2 separate regions of the Homo sapiens genome follow, and region 2 is linked to region 1. The links are chromatin loops, found by intact Hi-C in ENCODE. Cell type or tissue: psoas muscle. All regions are shown on one strand.

The links. Peaks named below come from ENCODE experiments on the same cell type or tissue, not always from the same donor. Only the 100,000 strongest peaks of a DNase experiment are listed, where the experiment ranks them.
Region 2: a loop joins it to region 1, with 2.7 times the contacts of the local background. A loop is called at or near these places in 3 of 110 quality-filtered maps.

What each region holds. Positions count from the first base shown.
Region 1 is chr6:52,083,154-52,091,153 of GRCh38, reverse strand. PKHD1 (PKHD1 ciliary IPT domain containing fibrocystin/polyductin) reads left to right here and starts at 3,541. Exons shown (of 67, transcript NM_138694.4): 1 at 3,541-3,720; 2 at 6,137-6,272; 3 at 7,899-7,976. The coding sequence starts at 6,221. In psoas muscle, a CTCF peak has its summit at 3,270 (motif pointing left); no DNase peak of the experiment used is centred here.
Region 2 is chr6:52,137,929-52,145,928 of GRCh38, reverse strand. MIR206 (microRNA 206) reads right to left here and starts at 1,580; the gene lies at 1,495-1,580. In psoas muscle, no CTCF peak of the experiment used is centred here; no DNase peak of the experiment used is centred here; H3K4me3 peaks cover 5,392 bases; H3K27ac peaks cover 6,410 bases.

The DNA.
Region 1 (8,000 bases):
AGAACACATGGACACAGGAAGGGGAACATCACACTCTGGGGCCTGTTGTGGGGTGGGGGAAGGGGGGTGGGATAGCATTAGGAGATATACCTAATGCTAAATGACGAGTTAATGGTGCAGCACACCAGCATGGCACATGTATACATATGTAACTAACCTGCACATTGTGCACATGTACCCTAAAACTTAAAGTATAAAAAAAAAAAAAAAGAACCATACCATCCTGTTTGGGAACGATGTGTATAACTTCAGTGTTGGCTGGCATCATCAGCCTATGCATACACATGGGGGCATATTTATAGTTGCACCCACATTTTGATGGCTTTGAACTCTACATTGACCCATGTGTGAACTTAGCTATCTCTTAGAGCTTATCTATTCTAGTTAGGGTCTCATTAGGACCTAGAGAGATGGCATGTGTAGACTGAAAAATTAATAAAGAAATTATTTCTAAGAGGTGTGGCCAAGGTTCAGGAAGAGCAAGAAGGGATGGTGCAGTGTATGCAAGCTAGGAACAGTAGGACCTGTTACCACCCTTAGGCCTGAAGAAATAAAGAGAGGAGGGGCACTAGAACCTGCAGAGAGAGTGAGAGAATGAGAGTGAGGGTGCTATATGGAAAGGCCCCTCTGTCAGAAGCTGAGATCTAGTAGGGATGGAAGTGGGGGAAAATACTCTTATCACATCTTGTCTCTCTGCCCCTTCCTCTGGGTTCCTGGTTGTGGCCTCCATTTGTGAAACACTTGTGGGCAATAAGTGCATTGGTGCAGCCCACACAGGTCACCTTCCAAGGGCACACAGCAGGGTGGAGAAGGGTAGAGAGTAGGTCTGGAGGGTTAAATGAAAGGTATCCAGCATGCTAATTTCAGAGTTTCTTAGATGATGCTCATTTTGTCCTTCCTCTTCTATTCTGGCTTCCTTTGTTTAATATCCATAGCCTGTGAACCCTTCTAAAGACTCTTCACAATTGACACCATTCCTGGGGCCACTAATGCAAAGTCCAAAGTGCCTATCAATAGTGTTCTCCTACCACAGGGTTCCTGTGTTAGTCTGGGTCCTCTGAGAAGCAGATGCTGAAACAGGATGAAACGTGCAAGGATTTTATTAAGGTGGTGCCTGTGAGAAAAGATGGGTTGGAACTGGAGAACACTGGGCAAGCTGCCAGTCTGACCACAGTGAAAGAGAGGGGGTGGAAGCATCCTAGGTTGCCACATACTCTAGGAAGGTTCAGCAAGGTCATCAGGCAGGCTTTAAGGCAAAGTTGCTGTTGGAGGAGTCCTGTGTCTCCTCTGGATGGACCTGTCTTACTATCCTTCCACACTCAGTCCTTGGCTGGGAGCAGCATGTAGAAGCGTGGCCTTGGTCCAAATGCAGTGATGAATTTTATGGCAAAGAAACTAGGCCCTTGATCTTTTATGCTTCTTGTAATTGGAGATCTGCAAGGTGCATTCTCATGGGCCCCCACAGTTTTCCAGGAATTCAGAGCAGTGTTAGAATCCAAGAGAAAGGGGTCAGAGATTAACCCTCTCTCCTGACCTCCCTGAGTTTGCATCATAGGCCTGAGTAACAATTTTTGTGCTGAGAATTTTATAAGCACTCATAGGAATTACTTCTTGTAGAGTGTTGTCAATGTCTGTGGTGGGCATGGCTACCCTCCTTGGAATAGCAGAGAAATGGTGCTCAGCCTGCCTCCTGAGAAGCATTTTCAGAGACTTGAGCTCAAGGCTTTAGAATTTCTATGTGAAAGAGGCTTTGGAGTGTAAGGGGCTTATATTCCATGGACATATCCCAATGACAGGAATACTGGAGGCTCCCCAAAGCTTCATGTGGTATAGCCACTTTCTCTAGAGTTCTACAACATTTCCTTTTAGGCCTCAAGGCAAGAAATGATTCATTGTCCTTTATTTCTTTTACAATAGAGCTTGATTGTCCACCACGAAATACCTATAACACAGAGCACAGAAACCAAAGTCCTGGGTGTCATTAGGATTCTTTTAGTCCATAGTAGAGAGGTGGCTGTCTCCTCATAAGAAAATTGGGGTGATTTTAGGATGCGGCCTTGATAGCTAGGCTGCCAAAAATACTTATAAATATTTATTATAGGCCTTTTAGCCAAGGATAGATGTGGGGCTAATTTATGGAAACCTCTTGTTGAAATAACAAGAAATAAAACATAAGTCTTAGGAAACTTATCAGGAGACTCTACAATATAATAAAATAATCTGATTATATTTCTGTCTCCTCTGCCAGATGGTAAGCAGTTTGAAGGCAGAAACTGTGTCATACTCTTTAAAAATATAACTTTGAATTATCTAAGTGATTCATATCATTTTTATAAAAATAAAAGTTACTAATAATGTTGAAATCTCCTTTACCCCCAAACTAGTCTTCCCCCTCCTTCCCATTACCCACATGCCAGGCACACAAATGTGGTTCAAATGATGCTTGTTGACCTGCATGGAAGAGATCCAGAGTGGAAACTGAGAGAGGTTCAGCAGGCAGGCAGGGTGGTGGGGTGACTGACCCCCTACCTGCCCCAATCTGGCCAAGCACCCTCTCTCTACACCACTAGCTTCAGGGCTACAAAAATTTTTCAGCTTGTCACGGGTTGCCAAACTGTGATATACAGCAGAGTTGATGTAAACTTCCACACTTTCTAGAGGATAGTTTTACTACTGTCATCAGAGTTGTGGTCGTATTTCCATGGCTTTAATCTGGTTTTGCTGGAGATGCTTCTCCAGGTCTACTGCTGGTCCTTGAAGGTGGAGACTCAGGGCTATCAAATTTTACCAAAATGACTTCTCCCTCAAAGGAAAGGGAGAGGATAGAAGATAAGGACGTCTTCTGGTCAGGTATCGCCAGACGTAGACAAACATGATCAGGAATTGGGGGATGTGAATCAGAATGGGCAGTGGGACAGGAACAGAGAAGTCAGACATGGACCAAGTAAGAAGGTGTTGTTGACCTTCCTAGGCCCACCAGTTCAACCGATGACTGAGGCCCATGGTCTGGGTACGACTGGAGGGTGATGAGTACAAGTCAAGGACCTCCTCTTGGTTAAAAAAGCAAGGTCAAGAGGGAGGATGAGGAGTAGAAAAATGAAGAGAATCAATCAACCCTTTCTCAGCAAGACTTGGACCAAGTTACTTCCCTTCTGTACTTCTTTAGACCCATACCCCTACAGTGGGTATATGAATAACAGCCCATAACCTGGTATTTACGAGTCACTCTTCGGGATGAAGAGTGAGAGACTGTTCATGAATGGGGATCTGCCCTCTAGTGGTCCTTTCTCTTGAGCCCTCTGTTCAATCGCTGATTTGCTGGCAAATTCTTTCAATGTTGAATGCCTGTTTGTCTCACTGGGTGGACTTTTACTTAAAATTCTTATCTGGGGCACATGCAGTAAGTGGAGAAAAATGTAAGACACTTTTCCTTTGGTCATTACTAACAAGCCCTGAGGAAAAAGCCTGAGTGGCTTATGTTAATCATTAAACTTACCCATGGTCAGGTCTGAACTTTTACTCTGGTACACATTTGGCTGGGACACAAACGAGTTAGGTGAGTTATAGTCTAACGTGAGTGAGTTACCTGCGTGGTGGCTGCAGGCTGAGCTCTAACCAGATAACATGTCCACGGATTCTTGACAGAGAGAAATAAGATCACTTAGAAAGAAAGGATCATTTCTCCCTTGAGTCACAAGGAGACAGAAACAGAAAAAAAAGGTACTGTTTGATCCAGAAAAGTCTCTGCTCTCTGTTTTCTAGGTGTTGTATCTCTTGTTAACGTTCTGGTGAACAAAAGGAAGAAATGGGAGATCTATAGTAGTGCCTTGCAACTTTGTCCCTCGATGTCCCAAAGGAGAAGCTGAGAGGGAAGGGAGGAAGAAGGGAAGAGGGAGTGAGAGCAGAGAGAGGAGAGAGAGAGAGGAGAACAAAAACATGACTAAATAAATGCACACAGCTCTCCTCTGTGGTTGAAAAATTTTAGTTATGAGAAATAAAGAGAGTCTGAGTTTATTTTTAGGAAGAATTAGTGGATAGACTAATAAAAAATTACATTTATAATTGACATGAAAAAGATGCAGTTCCAAATGTAGGGTTTTAAGAAAACCAGTGTGCGAATGTTTATTTCTATTGTTCTGAGCTTGGGAGTAGGCATTAAGAAGAAATGTTAAAATCACGTAGCCAGATTGAAAATAGACTCTCCTGTGCTGAGTATATTTTGTCTGTGTAACAAGCAAGTCAGATCTCATGCTTTTGGACTAAGCAGCAAATACGCTTGGGTACTTTTCCCTATGTGGTAGATGTATTCTGAAAGTTGTATATTTATAAGTTGAATTCTATTTCAAATAGACGTAAAAGTTTGGGAATTTTGCAACGAAAAGGAACACTTGCTGAATCCACTTGAAAATACTAGAATTCCTTTCTTAAATCCAAGTAGCCTCCACACTTACCCTATCTGGTAATGACTCGGGGGCAGGTACATAGATTGTTTGTTTTCCCAACTTTTAGTATAGTGCTTAGCACGTAGTGGGCATACAATAAATGTTTGCAGTGTTGAATTAAATAGAAATGATTATAGATTTCCAGCTGTCTCAATCAGAACATGCCCGTAAGGTGAGTTTATTGCAAAGTTTTTGCAGATTTTTTTTTTGAGGGGGGGAGTATATTGTAGCTTTTATATTTTCAGAAATGATGTAACTACTTCTGCTAATCTCAGTGTTTTCTTAAAAATATAAATTAAATGGCCAGGTGTGGTGGTTCATGCCTGTAATCCCAGCACTTTGGGAGGCTGAGGCAGGGAGATCACTTGAGGCCAGGAGTTCAAGACCAGTCTGGCTATCATGGTGAAAACCTGTCTCTACAAAAAATTCAAAAATTAGCCGGGTGTGGTGGCGCACACCTGTAATCCCAGCTACTCAGGAGGCTGAGGCATAAGAATCACTTGAACCTGGGAGATGGAGGTTGCAGTGAACTGACATCATGCCACTGCACTCCAGCCCAAATGACAGAATGAGACCCTGCCACACACACACACATACACACACACTTTGTGTGTGTGTATGTGTGTGTGTGTATGTAGGTATGTATATATATATTAAATATATTTATATATTTATATGTAATAAACATAAACATAATTAAATATATATTAAACGTGTATTTAGTAGTACATGTGGGTGTTTAATTCTGTAATTTTCAAACTTTCAGAAAATTTCAGAGGCACTATTTTTAAGAGGATTTTGTCGATGCCCTCTGCCATGAGGTGCTGGAGAGCAGCTCAGCACTTTCCTTAGAGCAGGCATGAGAGTGAAAGCTGTTCATCTCAGATTAGGTAAACCCAGATTTAGGGTATTCAAATATGTCTTCATCCACTCCAATGTACTGAGCGCTGTGTGGGACCTTCACACTTTCACACTAGGAAGGCTGTGGAAATAGAAGACTGGTTCCTGGGTCTCTTCAAGGAACGTGCCGTCTGGAAGAAGAGGCCTATGTGTGCCACATTATCTGGTCTAGGCTCTACAGCACGGAAGTTAGAGGTTCAGGGGGAAGGTGGTGAGCACTGGAATGGCGGAGGAAAGAATCAGCTGAGGAGGGGCTCCTGAGCAGCACCACGAAGGTGCGCCAGGATCTCCTGAGGCCACGGAGAGAGTTGAGGGCATCCAGGAAGGGACCAGCAGGGGCCAAGGCAGAGGCTGATGTGTGGAAGGCTTGTCTGAGTGACGGTGAGAACGGCGTGTGGCTGCAGTGTAGGGTTCAAACTGGAGAGCAGCACGAGGGAAAGCTGGACGCCAGCACAGGGCAAAGCAAAACAGACTTCACCCTATCACGAACTAGAATTTTAATTTCTAGAATTCTTTTTAAAACTCAGCTTCTGTTCAATAATGAGTTAATGAAAGAGGTTATTATTTATCCAGCTTAAAATAAGTTGGTGGGACAAGGAGGGCAGAGTGGGGATGATTTTATGCAAGGTTCTCAGATGATCCTTTTCTCCTGAGCTTGGAAAAATGGTGGCTCCATTTGAAGACACTAAGGCCATGTTTATCTCATCTCCTTAATTTCCCAGGTTTCAGAACAGCAAAATAATCGTATGTAAACAAAATGATAATTTTTTTTTGCTTTTTTTGTTTTTATAAAGCACAAAAGCTATGCTGCTCCAATCAAAACTGAAAATGCTTTTAATGTCTGAGCAATCTTAAGAGTATTGATTTAAGTGGACAGAATGACTGCCTGGCTGATCTCTCTGATGAGTATTGAAGTACTACTTTTGGCAGGTCAGTAGAATGTGTTTTGAAGGAATTATAGGTAAGAACACAATAGGTTACCTTGAGAACTATTATTGAAACTTAAAGTAATATTTTGGTTGTATACCATAAATATATGCATTTTTAACTTGCCAATCAAAAAATTGAGTTAAAAATACTGTTTTCAGAGCAGGTGTTAAGGTATTTGCTTTTGGGTTTAAATTATATGTTGAATAATTGTTTTTATTTTCTGTTTAACAGCTGAGGTTATATACTGAAATGTTATGACTATATACTTCAATTTTTAATGGTCAGTGAAGATTATTGTTGTAGTGCAGAGCTTTTAATAATAACTTATAACCTTTCTTTTATAATTCCTTTTGGGCTATGTGATGTAATTCTTTTTAGATTTTGCTGTCGGACTTTCCCAAAGAGATTAACTTGTCATAATCATTAGATTGCTTGTATTATCTCAAATCATCTGTTCAATTTTCTCTGCGAATTTGGTTATCCTCTGTATCTTTTTATGGCCTTTGTTTTGGGGCTTCTTTAGATAGAAGTATCTAATCATCTTTGGAAGATGGTCTAGTCTGGCTGGGGCTGCCATAAATGGTTGTGCTAATGTGACGTGGTTCCCCACCACCTTCAGATGTGAAGTGCATCATGAGAATAACTGTACAGGGAAGTCCTGGGCTAGACACAGTTTCTTCTAAAGAAACTATAAATAATTCTGTCGGTAACACTTTCCTTGTTTATTACCTCACTGAGCAGCTGCATGATTTTTGCTGGCTTCCTTAACTTGGCCTTTCCTTCATCAAGACTTGTCCAGGAACATCTTCAAAGATGGAGGGATAGATTAAGGCCCATGCTTAGCTGGTGATCTATACAGGAGAATCCAATCTAGCCTAGTATATAAATTCTATACTGCCTTTTTTTTTTTTAAACAAAAGGAAATTCCAGCAATGATCCATGCTTCACCCCCTCTCTAAGCAGGCAAGGCAAGAATCTAGATAATTTTGTATTCATTTGGGAAGTCATTCTGATCATGAGGGAAAACTAGTATATTAAGCAGTATATTGAGCAGGAGAATTGAAATAGGAACAGCTTCTATTAGGTTGGTGCAAAAGTAATCGCGGTTTTGCCATTAAAAGGAATGCAAAACAGCAATTGCTTTTGCACCAACCTAATGGAAGTCCTTTTTTCTCTCCAGGACTGGAAATGATTGATGATCTTTACAGGGAAATATGGCCACCTGATTAAAGAGTGGGAAAGAGAGCAGAGAGAGACAGTATGGGTTTGATTAGGACCCAAATATGTCCTTGAGGCTCTTTCCAAAGGAAGTAGAAATTCAGAATTGTCCTGATGAGTGCAGGGTTTTTGAATGTCTAAGATAAGAAGAATTTGTCAAAATTTTCCTTAAAATGGGGCTTCTGATGATGTGTTTCCCACACCAGCAGCACCTGGTTAGAAATGTAGATTCTTGGGCCTGCCCCAGACCTACGGAACCAGAAACTCTGGGGATGTGGTGCAACCACCTGTGCTTAATCAAGCCTTTCTGGTGATTCTGAGGCAGGTTAAATATTGCTTAAAATATTGCAGAAGGTAGTGGTTTGAATCTGACCTTCAAAACCAATGTTTTTTTTCACTTACTTACAGTACGTCACCTGAGTTTACATATTGAACCTGAAGAAGGTAGCCTTGCAGGGGGAACGTGGATCACAGTCATTTTTGATGGTAGGTTGGGGTTTTACCAAGTGC
Region 2 (8,000 bases), 55 kb before region 1:
AGCAGCATCCCTGGTCCCCAATCCCTAGATGCCAGGAACCCCCGAGTTGTGACAATTGAGAATGTCTCTAGACACTGCCAAATGCCCCTGGGGAACGACATCATCTCCAATTGAAGGGCCACTAATCTAAAGTGAGAAGTTTCTGTGCTCAGTTCTGTAGCTGTCCCATCTCTAGTAATTTACCATGTTCTTCCAAGTTCCTTCCACCCCCCCAAAAATACAGGTTTTATGCCCTTAAAGGCCATTAGATAACTGTCTGGTTTCTGGAAGAGGTGAGAGGCTTGTGTTGCAGGTGTTACTGAGCCCAGTTAGGGCAGAGGGGAGCCTTGGCCCAGTGCTCTGGGTGCTGTCGCCTCCTTGGGCAGGGGGCCCCTCATCACCAGCTGCTGTGCACTCCTCTGCCATCTCCTATGCAAACATGGTGCATCCTCCCTTCTTCCCTCCCTTTCCTCCTCTCCCATGTCCTTGTTCTGCTGCTGCTCAGTTTCATTTGACAGTCCTGTCTTGTGCATCTTGGCACATTTTGGTCAAATCTTCTCGGGTTTTCTTTTGTGGTTTTGTTTAAGAACTCAAGGTGTAAATGTAGTGTGGTCCCAGCTGTAATTTCTCACACACACTCACCCTAAAAACAAGGAGTCAGAGGTGTGGGATGTAAGAGCCATCCTGGAATGGGGGTTTAAGTGAGGGAAGGAGGCCTCTTCATCTTCCTCCCTTGTTCTGAAACTCTTCGTGGGGTGATGGCATGAGCCTTGGGTGACTGCAGCCTCCCCTCCTGCTCAAGGCTTCCCTCTGTAGATTCAGCACTTTCTTGGTGTGGGTTCAAGCCCTTTGGAGTCAGAGCTGGGAACACAGGGGTTTAGGAAACAGAGGAGAAAGGAACTTGCCTGTTAGTTGAGTTAATCGCTATTTTAGCATCTCAAGGTGTTTCTTCAAACAGCCTTGCAGAGTCCATTTGTGACAGGGTTGTGGTGTGAAGTGGAAAGGACAGCAGAGCAGAGTCAGGGGACTGTGACCCCGGATGAACTACTTATTATGGTTTCCTGAACCTCACTCACAGCACCTGCCTCAGTACAATGCAAGCCCTGAGAAACGCTTGCAATACACATGGCTTGAAAGAGATTATGATTCAGTTTGGTTCATAGAAACCTCTCATTTCAGAAGTAATATGACCAGAGGAAGGAACTAGGAGGGTGAGGGCTGATTCTGTGAAAAACCTTTGGGGGAAAGGCCTTTCCTCACCAGGCTGGCCAGAGGAGCCAGGTCTGGGAGGCTGGCCACAGCGGGGACTGTGGGACAGCAGTCAGTGTGCCTGAAACCTTGGGCTGAGCGAGGACGCCTCAAGAGGGGGAGATAGGGGTGTTCAGGAAGAGCCCAGATGGGATTCAGAGGCTCTTGCTTCCTTGGTGAGGGAGTCATTTGCTGGCACAAAGCCCTGATGAGGAAGAAGGTCACCAAACCTGTGCTCCGGGTGGTACCCTGGGGCCAGCGAGGAGGCACTTGCCGAAACCACACACTTCCTTACATTCCATAGCAAAGTAATCCATATGGGGATATAAAGAAGCATGTGGCCTCGGGAAGCAGTGTCATCCAGAAGCAGCCCGCATCTCAGAAGTGGGCCACTTGTAGCATCTTTCCTCCTTGCCCAGGCAGGAAACTCTTAGCGAGAAGATCACTGGGATCTCAACTCATCCTAAATCCCCCCCGCCCGACCAAATCATGCTGAAATAAATCTGTTGTGAGGAATGGCAGTGCTGCTTGGGACCAAATCCTTCCTACTGTTTGTTCACAGATAAGCAGCACCACGTTTCCCTGGCTTATTCTTGTGCAGCTACAGTCTATCCAGTCCTTTGTTATTACTACTAATTAATTCACTGCTGCTGTTTTTGTGCATTTTGAATGTGATTCTTTTTTAATGTTTGGGATCCAGTGAAGGGAAAATTAAAAAGAAGAGAGAATCCAACAGAGAAATTTTCCACATTCACGCAGAGAGCCACTCATGCTTAGAAACACACCGGCCCTCCTGTACTTCCTACTGTACGTCTATCTGTTTTGGGTGCTTGTTGATGGGCAGCAGCTGCCCATCCAGCATTCCAAGCACCATTGTTCACTGTGGGAAGGATCCTTTTGTCGGGCTTCTGCTCCCCCTAGCCCATCACCTGCCCCACAATCTGTGAGGCCTGAGCCTCAGAAGGATGAGGGACATTGGCAGCTGTTGAGCCACTCAGGGTCTGGATGGCCACCCTGGCTGGAGGGAGATGGGGTTTTGAACTTTGTGGTATCTGATTCTCTGCCAGAAAATGGGGAAACATATGCCAAAGGAAGAGTTGGCCCCCAAAAAAGGTTTGAGGCTCACAGCACTGGCTGGGGTGGTTAAAAACATTTAATCACAGTAATAAAAAATAAGAGGTAACTTTTTATAAGTATGTTTTCTATAACAGAATCATTACAGTGTTTTGCGTATGTGAGCACCTTGACTCCTACCTACTCTATGAAATGTAGCCATTTTATCTGATTTTACAGATGAGGAAAATGAGGATCGTAGAAATGTATTAATTATCATATTTATAAATGGTAATTATTTAAAAAAAACTAATCAGATTGGAGGCACAGTTTTGGATCAACCCATGGAGAGAGGCTTAGAAGGTAAAAAAAATGTTGAGAAGGAAGAAAAGGAAACACTATGGGTTTTTGACTTGGTGTACCTTTATCCTTTCTGTAACTCTGCGCTTGGGGTGTTGTTGATGGAGGTGGCTTAGAAACCATACTGTTTCTTAGGAAAATAGGAAAATGTCTCTAGCATCCCAGTCAAAATCTTTCGGGCTGACCTTGGGAATCATCCAATGGCTCATCCAATTCCATCCAATGGCTATGTAAGCTTCTGCTCTGAAAACACTGTTTTCTCCCATAGTCAAGTATGAACTTCATAGAAGTGAGAGTTTGGGGCTACCCTTCCTTCTCTAAGTTTGGGGGCAGTGGGCAACCAAAAACACACTATCAGGGGCTGATGGCAGGGAGGCAGCTTGGTCAAAGGAGGAAGGAGGTGTGTCTGTGCCTCTAAGAAAATAAAAATGTCTCATTTCTTTCATAGAACCAGGGAACTTAAGAGCTGAATAAATGTCCATTTTAACTAGTTACATCTGTCAGATGGAGATCCTCCAAAGTGTTTGGCATTTGAGTTGTGAGGAGTGAGGGTTTGCACCGATGAGAGGAACCATCAAGTTTTATGTTCAAAGAACTAGAAAGAGCCAACTTTAAGAGACTTGCTATTCATGAGCCAGGCTGAGCTTCATACATTTATGTAGGAATACAAAAGAAAAAGATTTCCAGGGAAAAGATTTGAGATAGCCAAGACAGTGTAAACTATCCCATTAGACTGTCCCCAACATTTGGGTGTGAATTGTTTTGTCTTTGCCAAGCCCAACCTTGTAGGGTGAAAAGATTACTTAAAAGTTCACTGCAAAATCTGCAGGAGAAAAACAAATTGTTAATAACCAATTACTTGACAATTAATGAGTCCAGGTAACTAAATTCTTATCACTTTAGAATGAATAGAGAATTTTGAAAGTCGAGAGAGAGAGTTTGAAATGGGAATATCTATGATGAAAGCCTTGTTTAAACCTTCTTCCCATTTTCCTGGACATCTAGCTTAAGACACAAGAAAGAAAAGTCATGGAACAGGTTAGAAAATGGAGAGAAAGGTAGACTGGAAAAACAAACTACGGCAAAACCAACATATTTCAGACAAGACAAAAATAGTAGGTAAAAAAATCTGGGATGGAGAACATAAAGACACGTTTCTCTGTGCTTTGCATAGGGCAAGGGCATCTATATGACAATTGGATGTGGGTTTTTTTTCCAGATTATTTATCTAGTTTCCTATCTACCCAAATCTTTTGACTTTAGTAGGCACTGTTAATGGAAAGAATTAGGAGATGTGGTGTGTCACTTGGCCAATTGTGTGCTGGGTGATATTAGCCAAATTACCAGCTTTCTGTCTTCATTCCTATACCAAATCCCATGCTACTTATCTGTAAATAGCAGTTGTGTAACCCCAGCTGCCCACCAAAGAATGGGTTGAAGATTAATGAGATAACACATGTGAATATCTTGAGTTTCTTAGGAGAATGGGCCAATGGCAATATAAAATGTCACTCAACAGGTTATTGAAAACAAGATTTACTCCACACCCCAGCCCTGCCTCATGATCAGACAACTGCTCAAAACCCTTAAATTACTAACATGTCCTTTCCCTTGTCCTGAGAAGCAAGTACCATTTAAAAGCGTTCCAGACTTAAGTAACAGTAAAAAAGTAGCCTCAAAAGCATAAACAGCAATCACAGTTCTTTTTCAGTTTCTTTTGCTGAGCAGGACAGTATTTGAACATAAATGACTCAACACATTAAAGAGATAGAAGGATGCTTATTTCTCATTAATGGTCCTTAGAAAGCCTATTGGATTTGGGTAAAATCAAGGACAGGTTGAGACCGAGAGAAGTCTGAGTAAGACAAATGTGATCTTCAAGGTTATTGGCTATGAGGGGTGCAGGGAGAAACAGCATGGCTTGGACATCTGTGACTTGAGCAAGCTATTTAACCTCTTTCAGCCTCAGCTTCCTCATCTGTAAAGTGAGACTAACAGTGCTTCCTCAACGGGAGGAATTAGATTTATGTAGTGTGCCATGAGCATAATATTTGAAGTTTAATAAATAATCTCTATTACTATTATTAACATTATCTATTAATAATATACAATCAACATAATATTGATCTTATTAATAATTATATGTATTATATTATTAATTAATGTGTAATTGATATATTAATTAGTATTAATCTGGCAATGGAATCTACTTACTACATGGAAATCCTTATATTTGATCTACTTTAAAGGGTTTCATTAACATGACAATTGTTTTTATGTAAGGGGTGATTCAAAGATACTTGAGAAAGCAAAAATATTATCAAAAATATTCGTCGTACAATTTTAGTAGATTTGTTAAAAAAAGGTATTAATCAGTATCATTTCTGACAAGAATCATTACAGGTTCCGAATGTCTGGGATGCCAGTCTCATTTTTAGGAGTTTTATGAAAGGATATATGTGATGAGATGCTCAGACTGTCCCCTTACTGACCACAGGGGATTTTCCCTCTGATAATAGATCTGATCTTAGTTTGTTTGCTGGATGAGGATAGAAAACCAGGATTCTCTGCAGAACAATCACCTGTAGGTGACTCTCTGAATTTCTAATATAGGCATCTTAGCTCTCCCTATTCCTTCTCTGCCCCTGGTGAAGCTTGGAAGTTTTAAACAACTGATACTAGCTTGCTAAAATGTAATCAGAATTGTATGCTTTTATGGGAATTAGAGCCCTACTAGTGTCTGCAGAAGGCATGGCCTGCACTGATGCACCCACTTCAAAGTCTGAGGACTTGTGACCTTAAACACTGGTATCTCTTCCTGGTGTTCTTGGTGGCTGTCTGTGAAACAGAAGTGATTCTGCTGCTCACTAAGTGAAAGCCAAATTATTTGGGGCTTACCATCATCTGGCTGAGGAGGTCGGAAATAAAGTAGAGGTCCCTCCTTTTAAGGCAAGCATGGGGTAGTAATTCGGGATAAGACCTTATTTTTTCTGGGACTCAGCCAGAATGTCTTGCTATTTTTAGAGAACTGGCTAGTTCTGAATGTTGATTTAATCTTAGACAGGAGTCCCATTTAACTTCCCAGGGGCAGCCAAGAGCAATGCCAGCTCCAAGAGCCCACCTTCTCTTCCTGCTGGCATTCTGCCACCTTCCCCAGAAGAGGTGAGTATCAGTGGCATTTCACCATCACTGTTGTCCTTGCCCTGCTTCTCATCCAGGAGAATTGGAGCTGGAACTTCAGGGGAGGGGAGGGTAAGGGGAGGAGAGGGAGCCAACATTATACTAAGCCGTTTGTTTAGAGGATTCATGCTTACAACAATCTTGTGAAAGGCATTTGATGAAACTGTCACAAGCAGGCTAAGTAATTTGGAGACAGAGTGGCTAAGAAACTTGCCAAAATCATTCAGCAAGTAAATGGCAGACTTATGACTTGATGTTACTCTCTAACCCAAAGCTCACATTTGTTCTAATATGCTGTATTTCCAAACCTTGCCTGATTCTTGGTGTCTCTGAGGCGCTTATTAATATCCCTGTTCCCTGGTAGGGGAGCACTCCACTCCAGAGCCACGGGATCAGAATCTCCAAGGTAATAGCTGGGGATCCACTTTTAAAGCAATCACTCCTAGGTGACTTCTATGCTCAGCAAATTTAGGAAATAACAGCTCTAGGACAGTTGCTTTCATGCTTGAAGAAATGTTAGAATCCCAAGTTTCTATGCAGATTCTTCTGACTTGATCTGATAGACACTGAGATAAGTGATCTGGGTCAGGGCCCAGGAACCTGCATTTTTGCACATCATCGTCCTCCCCACCCCCACCATTTTATTCTGTTACAAGTGGCCAGAAGACTTTGAAAAACAATGATCTAAAAATAAACAAGAAAGAGGGATATGGATTCTATAGCAATAAAATCATTAATCCTGGAAAGGACTCACTTCACAGCAGTCCAAAGAAAATTACTTAGTTTGGGTTAAAGGATGAATTTCTGCAAACATGGTGATAAATGGTTAGATCCAGAAACAGGGTGATCCCTCTGTACAATATGAGTAGTCAACATCTTAGTGACAGGAATGCTAGAGGTGACCACTAATATCTAACCTTCCCAATATTCCCTAGGCTCAGTTTCCACCAGGAATATTCCTTTTCCTTTGCCCAACTTCACTAGTTAAAATTCTTTGCTTTAAGGCTTAGTTCAAAAACCACTTTCTTCCCAAAGTTCAAAACCACTTTCTTCCCAAAGTTTCCTCTCCATTCTCTTCCTCTTCTTAGTTCCTATGTCTGTAATTGGGCATAAATCACATGTTATTTTGCAGTCTAATTCCTCGTGTACCTGTAATGCGTCTACATCTCTTCTCCTAGAGGGCCAGCACTCTAACTGCTTCATGTTTGATTTCTCAGCCATCTGCCAAAGGCCTTTTGCACAGTAAGGGTCAAGCGGATAAAGCCACCACCACTACCACCACCCTTACAGAGCACAGTGTGCAGGTCTTTTTTAAGCATTGTAACACGTATATTAGAAATATTTCTATTTTACAGGTGGAGGGAACAAGGAATTGAGAGGTTGTTTTTTGGTGGACGGGTCTCTTTTACAAATTCTAGCTCTGTAGATGATCAGCACGTAAGGAGATCTGAATACTGAGGATTCTGGGAAGAGGTCCTTAAAAACTCTTAACCTTTTGATTAATTTAGTGCATCAGAATCACGTGAATGGCTTGCTGAAACACAGATTGCTGGGTCTCACCCCCAGAGTTTCTGATTCAGGAAGCCGGGGTAGGAACTGAGAATGTTCATTTCTAGCACGTTCCCAGGTGATGCTGATGCTGCTGGTCTGGGGCCCACACTCTGAGAACCACTGCTCTAGGTCAATGTTTCTGACACTCCACACTTTGAGGGCAAAAAATTGGCCCTTATATTCTGAGCTTCCTAAAAGCAAAGAGATGAGGGAGAGGAATAGAAACCACACAGAAGTTAGGAAGGTGTGAGCCCTTTCCAAGGGCATGGTTGTAGGTGCTTTCACTGATGAGGGTGCGGACAGGCAGTCAGCACTCAAAAGAGAGGGAAACACTGCTGGAAGTCACTTAGTGCTTTTGGCTTGAGCAGTTGCTTGCCACCAGCAATGATTTCATTGGTTTCCAAATTTTACCAACAAGTTTTCTGTGTGTTTTGGTGAAGAATGTGTATAAAATGAGATGAGTATTTTTCTTGAGAAGATAGCCCAGCAGAGAGTCCACTGACTCACTTGACTTTATATCACATTTGCAGAGGGATCATAAAGATAATATAATACAATTTAATAATACAGAATAATGATGAAGCTTTTTATTACAGCTCCCAAAACTGTTACTTAAAAAAAAAAATTTG